2 separate regions of the Homo sapiens genome follow, and region 1 is linked to region 2. The links are chromatin contacts, found by Hi-C or POLR2A ChIA-PET in ENCODE. All regions are on one chromosome and are shown on one strand. The core of a region is the stretch at or near the end of the contact, and the rest is flanking DNA. Distances in the headings are between cores, read along the strand shown.

The links. Hi-C counts contacts between places; a loop is a spot of excess contacts on that map. ChIA-PET counts read pairs that join two places held with the same protein, here RNA polymerase II (POLR2A). Pooled maps may share reads with other maps.
Region 1: a loop to region 2 is called in a map of kidney, with 2.5 times the contacts of the local background. The contact joins two enhancer-like sites. A Hi-C loop is called at or near these places in 4 of 168 maps with a recorded cell type or tissue (GM23248, K562, kidney and 1 more) and 2 of 50 pooled maps. POLR2A ChIA-PET finds 5 or more read pairs at or near these places in 1 of 52 experiments (Panc1).

Annotation. Positions count from the first base shown.
Region 1 is chr7:102,231,237-102,234,734 of GRCh38, reverse strand. CUX1 (cut like homeobox 1) reads right to left here. Exons shown (of 24, transcript NM_181552.4): 22 at 495-683. Among named protein-coding and RNA genes, the nearest start is that of SH2B2, 54 kb to the left of the region's middle. Within about 2 kb of position 1,639, at least 3 of the 41 ENCODE cell types and tissues checked have a DNase peak (open chromatin) inside an H3K27ac peak, as active enhancers do.
Region 2 is chr7:101,705,444-101,709,060 of GRCh38, reverse strand. No RefSeq gene overlaps it. Among named protein-coding and RNA genes, the nearest start is that of MYL10, 78 kb to the right of the region's middle. RefSeq lists a silencer at 2,611-2,790. Within about 2 kb of position 1,305, at least 3 of the 41 ENCODE cell types and tissues checked have a DNase peak (open chromatin) inside an H3K27ac peak, as active enhancers do.

The sequences.
Region 1 (3,498 bases), core at 390-2,889, 530 kb before region 2:
TTGGCCAGGCTGGTCTTGAACTCCTGACCTCAAGTGATCCGCCTGCCTCAGCCTCCCAAAGTGCTGAGATTACAGGCGTGAGCCGCCGTGCCCTGCCTACAAAATGCATTTCTTATTTCTCTCTCTGATAACAAAGGAAGGCCTCTAGCCACCTGGTACATGCTCAGTAAATGCTGTGATAGCCCGATCAGCCACCCACACAACACAAAAACCAAATGCAGCGCCCCCAGAGCTGTTTCGCTCTCCTTGGTTAAAAGTGCTCCCAGTGCTAAAAAAATCTTTAGATTCAGGCTGCTGGAGAGAAAAAGTTACACAACTTTCCAGCCCTCTTAGGTACTCATTAGCTGATGACCATCCAAAAATATTTTTGCCCTGTCCTCTGGTCCCTTGGTCATGGGTCAATGTCCCTCATCAGCTGTGTGTGAAAGATTTGAAAGAAACAGCCTGTCTATGAATGCGGACGCAGCCGGCCCGGGCGGGGCAGGGAGACTTACCTTTCTTCTCCATCCGTTTCATGTCCATCAGCTTCTCCACATTGTTGGGGTCGTTCAGCCACAGCTGCATCCGGACGAAGGGCTCTCGTCCTTTCAGACTGAGCTTATGCCAGGGTTTGGGGCGGGCAAGGAGGTCAGAGACAGAGCCTTGGGTGAGCCCTAAGATGGTCTCCCCAAATAAGCGCTGGCCTAGAGAGAAAACAGAAGCAAGACAGGTATTGTCACCGAGAGCCAGGGATCTGAAGGGACAAGTACGTGTCAAGGTTAAAATCAGACACAGGAGTTTAAAGGCTCAGGGTTGGGCTGGTGACATCCTAGCTTACAGCAAACATGTGGTAGAAATATATCTTCAACCAGACTTATAATACTCTCCATTGGCCAGGGAGTTGGCATTGCTCTTGCATTCTCCGTACACACAACCAATGACATTTCTCTTTATTATTATTATTTTTTTGAGATGGAGTCTTGCTCTGTCACCCAGGCTGGAGCGCAGTAGTGTAATCTTGGCTCACTGCAACCTCCGCCTCCCAGGTTCAAGCAATTCTCCTGTCTCAGCCTCCAGAGTACCTGGGACTACAGGTGCTCGCCACCACGCCTGGCTAATTTTTGTATTTTTAGTAGAGACGGGTTTTCGCCATGTTGGCCAGGCTGGTCTTGAACTCCTGACCTCAGGTGATCCACCCCCATCAGCCTCCCAAAGTGCTGGGATTATAGGCATGAGTCACCGCATCTGGCCAGTGACGTTTCTCTTAAGCCTTCAGCCTGGTGCGGTGGCCGGAAGGGCCCTTTGGGAGGCTGAAGCGGGAAGATCATTTGAGCCCAGGGGTTTGAGACCAGCCTGGGCAACACAGTGAGACTCAGTCTCTACAAAAATACACACACAAAAAATTAGCTAGGCGTGGTGGCATGTACCTATAGTTCCAGCTACTTAGGAGGCTGAGATGGGAGGATTGCCTGAGCCCAGGAGGTTGAGACTGCAGTGAGCTATGATTGCACCACTGCACTCCAGCCTGGGCAACAGAGAGAGAGACCGTTGTCTCAAAAAAAAAAAAAAAAAGGAAAAAAAAAAGCCTTCAGGCTTTGTATGTGCTGAGGTCACGCTAACACCTGTGGTGTTTCTCAGAGGCAGTGAAATCTCTAAGCCAGAGCTCAGGAGGCCAAACAGCAAACAGGAGACCTCTCTTGTACAACCTCAAATCAGAGGGCAACCTGCGTCTCCTTCCACAATTAGCAAGGTTATCAGGTCTCGCTGAGAAAACGGGGCAGGCAACCCACAATCACAGCAGGACAGAGGAGAGGGAGCTGCCCAGCTCTGCTTTTCTGAGAGGCCGGCCGATTCCAATTCCAAAGTCTGCTTTTGCAGTCTAGGCTGCCTTTGCTAAATAAAGTAACTGGAAGTGGATCAAAACCCCTTTCCTGATACCTTTTCTTCTCCCAGGCAGGGGCAGGCAGCCCGCTTCACAGGCTGATCAGAGGGCATTTCGCTATGGAGAGCACAGCCGCATTGAGTTGGCAATGCTTGTCAGGAGCTTAGAAAGAAAGGCTCACTTCTCTGAGGGCCATTCCGCTGCTGGTTTAGAGGGCCACCGCTTGTAAAGATACAAATTAGGATCAGTGATAACCTGGAAGGCCTGACGGGAGTACTTGAATGAACAGGACTTATTAGGTGGAAGTGGAGACTGGGATCAGAGGGGCCAGCGTTTGACCCCATAAAGTGTACAGAACAGAAGGCACCTCTCCCCATCCGGGGCAGGGAGACGACAGAGGGCTGGCTTGTTCTCTCTGTGGCTTACATCCTCTATGTGAAATAGAAACACCACACACTGGCTTCTAAGAAGGGGGCCTCCAAGTAAAAGTTTACTGCCTAGAAAGCACTGAAGCTGAGACATTAATTTCTTATCAGTCTTTTTAATTTTTTTCCCTAAAGAAACAGGGTCTCGCTATATTGCCCAGGCTGGACTCGAGCTCCTGGGCTCAAGCAATTGTTCTACCTCAGCATCCCGAGTAGCTGGGATTACAGGTGTGCACCACCACGCCTGGCTTAGTCATTTTAAACTTAAGATAAAAAGAAAAAGAAAAAGAAAAAACAAAACAAAACAAAACAAAAAACTTAAAGATAAATTTACTGATTTTGTAAACCTGTGTTTCTCTGCTTTTCAAACTCTTTAGCCTATAAATGTCCCAAGTCCTTATGATTTTTTTTTTTTTAGTTGTTATAAGAAAATTTTGGCCAGGTGCGGTGGCTCACGCCTGTAATCCCAGCACTTTGCAAGGCCAAGGTGGGCAGATCATGAGGTCAGGAGATCGAGACCATCCTGGCTCACACAGTAAAACCCCGTCTCTACTAAAAATACAAAAAATTAGCTGGGCGTGGTGGTGGGCCCCTGTAGTCCCAGCTACTCAGGAGGCTGAGGCAGGAGAATGGCGTGAACCCGGGAGGCGGAGCTTGCAGTGAGCCGAGATCGTGCCACTGCACTCCAGCCTGGGTGACAGAGCGAGACTCCATCTCAAAAAAAAAAAAAAAAAGAGAAAATTTTACTTAATGCTAACATGGTAAAAGAATCTATTTTCATTTCAAGGAGCTTGCTATGTTCGGGAAAGCAATATATATGAATAGCTAGTTGCTCTTTGCTTAGGCCTCCCAGCTGAATGGGGAAAAAAAAATCAGATGATTATTCCTGGAAAATTATCTGTATGACTCCTAGATGTTTCCTAGCCATGACTTTTAATTGTTTTGGGGCTACAGACCCATTTGAGAGCCTGAAGAAAGCTACAAACCTTCACCCAGTAAAACCAACATCAAGGAAAACTCCAGCAATGATGGTGGCATGGATGATAACTTCAGCCTAGGAGTTTTGAGACCAGCCTGGGCAATATGGTGAAACCCCATCTCTATTTAAAAAAAAAAAAAGGCTGGGCGCAGTGGCTCACGCCTGTAATCCCAGCACTTTGGGAGGTTGAGGCGGGCAGATCACGAGGTCAGGAGATTGAGACCATCCTGGCT
Region 2 (3,617 bases), core at 56-2,555:
GGCCACAGGAAGTTAATATTTACTGAATAGATGAAAAATCTCCAGGTGTGGTGGCTCATGCCTGTAATCCCAACACTTTGGGAGGCTGAGGTGGGTGGATCACCTGAGGTCAGGAGTTTGAGACCAGCCTGGCCAACATGGTGAAACCTTGTCTTCACTAAAAATACAAAAATTAGCTGGGCGTGGTGGCAGGCACCTGTAATCCCAGCCACTCAGGAGGCTGAGGTAGGAGAATCACCTGAACCTGGGAGGCGGAGTTTGCAGTGAGTCGAGATCACACTATTGTGCTCTAGCCTGGGTGACAGAGCAAGACTCCGAAAGAAAAGAAAAAAAGAAAAGAAAAGAGAAAAGAAAAGAAAGAGAAAAGAAAAATCAACTCCAAAGCCCACGCTCTTTCGGCCACCCTGCGTGCCTACCGCGTGCATAGCAGTGAGTGAACACCTGTAGGAAATGACATGAATTGGTGGGAGAAACAGACAGCACTAGCTATGGGAGGACCTGGGAGGACTTGGCATTGACAAAGGTCTACTAAGTAGCAGCCTCTCCCCACGGTCATTTCAGTCCTTTGTCTTCAATATACCGTTCTAGAGATTAGGAAATGGAGGCTCAGAGAGGGCAAGTCACTTGCCTGGGGTCACACAGCTGGTTGGCACGAGAACCACAATTTGAACTCAGGCCTGTAGGATGCCAGAGCACATGTGCTAGCCACTACCTCACACAGCCTCTTCACACCCGCCTATGGGGAGCGCTCTGTCCAGACACAGAACTTCCTCTAGGCACCAAGTGCAGTGGCTTTTTTTGCGTGTCATTTTTCACCCTCGGACCCTGCCTCTTTAAGTGTTTCTGTTATCGTTAAAAGAGCAATAAGGCTGGGCATGGTGGCTCATGCCTGTAATGCCGGCACTTTGGGAGGCGGGCGGATCACCTGAGGTCAGGAGTTCGAGATCAGCCTGGCCAACATGGTGAAACCCCATCTCTACAAAAATACAAAAATTAGCCTGGCATGTTGGTGGGCAGCTGTAATGAGGCAGGAGAATCACTTGAGGTTGCAGTGAGCTGAGATCGCGCCACTGCACTCCAGCCTGGGCGACAAAGTGAGACTCCATCTCAAAAAAATAAAAGAAAAAAAGAAAAAAAAAAGCAATAAAAGACAGCATAATTGGAACACAAAGGCGACGGCCTGGCCAGCCCTCCCTGGGGAGTGGAGTGCCAGGAACTTGGGTGTGATCCTACCTGTGATTAATGCTGCAAAATTACAGCTTTCCGCGTACAGGTGTGTACAAGCCACCGGGTGGGGTGCCGAGCAAACACAGCATTTCATGAGGGCAGTAAAACCCAGGCCTGTGGTGGAGAACCACAGTCAGAGGCTTTCTCCTCTCCCTCCCTCTCCTCCTAACCTCAGGAGACATTGCCGGTACATGGCCCTTTAGCATTTGCAAAGTGCTTGTGGGTGCACAGTCCTTTACAGTTTGCAAAGTGCTTGTCAGTGCACAGCCCTTTACAGTTTGCAAAGTGTTTGTCGGTACGCAGCCCTTTACAGTTTGCAAAATATTTGTATGGACAAGCTCCCACACAGGGGCAGGAAAGGTGAGGGGCTGGGAGCTGCAGATGAAGGACTAGCATGCCAGTGCTGGGGGGCTGGTCATGGGGTGGTGTGAAGTCAGGATCAAGGGTCGCAGCCCTGGACGGAGGACTCGGAGAGGGCAGCAGGGCAAGTTTTGGTCCAGGAGACGGAGGCTGAAGAGGTGTTCCACCGTCCTGATGGCCCAGGAAGGCTTCCTGAAGGAGGTGGGGTGTGGAGAGTGATCCTAAGAGTCCCTCTGTCTTCACTTATACCTGAGCTGCAGCTGGAAGGATGTCTTCATTTTGAAAGGGAGAAGAGGGACACCCACTAGGTCCCCATTGGGTATCAGAGCTGCCATGCAGGGCTTCTCAGCAACTTGCCATGGTTGAGGGGCCTGGGCTCAGCCAGCCCAGCCCGAGCCCCAGGTCTTGGAAACCGGCTCTTGTGGACTTCCTTGAGCCCTGTCGGGTGCCGACTCTCTCCCGATCGTAGAAATCTCCTCCCTATGTAGGAAGCAGAAGGCAAGAGCTGAGCGATAAGCTGCTTCCAGGGCAGCTTGGACATTGGATACGGGGGTGCATGGGGACTTGAGCCCCCAAGGAAGTTCCGCTTTCATCCAAAGCTGCCCCTATTGCCGCAGCCATAGGTCCCCTGGCCCTGCAGCTGTCCATTGGCCCTGAGCACTGGCTGCAGGGCTATGGGCTTTCTTGGGTTCACCATGTGCCTGCCCTGCTCAGAGACTTTCAATGGCTCCCCATTGCTGTTTCCCCCAAAATGGGGGGCAAGTTCCCATGGATCTAGGACTTGGTATTCAGGGATGAACAAACCACCAGACCTATACCTGATAAATATCGATGTTTACTTTCTTGGTAAGTTGTTTATGTTAATATCATTACAAAAGTGTGGATATGTAACATGTTCACACGGTTTGACGTCCAAACTGCTATGAAAAGGCATTGATCACAAGTCCCACTATCCATGTCCCAGGGATCTCATCCCCCTGATCCCTAGAGGAACAATTAGTTTCTTGTGTATCCTTCTAGTATTTCTTTATGCAAATGCATAAAGCAATCTGTATTTGCTGACATAGATGCTGTTCTTTTTATTTATTTTTATTTTTATTTTTTGGGACCCAGTCCCAATCTGCCACTCAGGCTGGACTGCAGTGGCACAATCTCAACTCACTGCAACCTTCGCCTCCCAGGTTCAAGTGATTTTCCTGCTTCAGCCTTCCCTGTAGATGGGATTACAGGTGCCCACCATCATGCTCAGCTAATTTTTGTATTTTTAGTAGAGACAGGGTTTCACCATATTGGCCAGGCTGGTCTCGAACTCCTGACCTCAGGTGATCCACCTGCCTCAGCCTCCCTAAGTGCTGGGATTACAGGTGTGAGTCACTGCACCCAGCCTATTTTTATTTTTTTTGAGACAGCACCTTGCTCTGTCACCCAGGCTGGAGTGCAGTTCCATGATCACGGCTCACTGCAGCCTTGACCTTCCAGCCTCAAGCAATCCTTCCACATCAGCTTCCCAAGTAGTTGGGACTACAGGTGTGAGCCACCATGCCAGTTAATTTAAAAGATTTGTTGCAGAGACGAGGTCTCGCTATGTTGCCCAGGCTGGTCTCGAACTCCTGGGCTCAAGCGCTCCTCCTGCCTCAGCCTCCCAAAGTGCTGGGATTACAGGCATGAGACACCCCACCAGCCTATGGTGTTCTACTCCTTGTGTTTTTACCCAATATTCTATCTGGGAGATCTTTCCACGTCAGGGTATAGAGAGCTTTCTCCTCTTCCTCCTCTTCTTCCCCTCTCCCACCTCCTCTTCTTCCCCTCTCCCACCTCCTCTTCCTCTTTCTCCTCCTCCTCCTTTTTCAACAGCTTCATAGTATTTCATTGTGTGGATGTACCATGATTTATTTCACTGTCTTTTTGCATAATGTGTGAAACAACTGGATTGCTGCCAGCTTTCTGCTGTTACACGCAGCTGCGATGATTAAGCTTATATGTACATCATTTCTTACATGTTCAAGGTGGCACTGTTGAACAAATTCCCA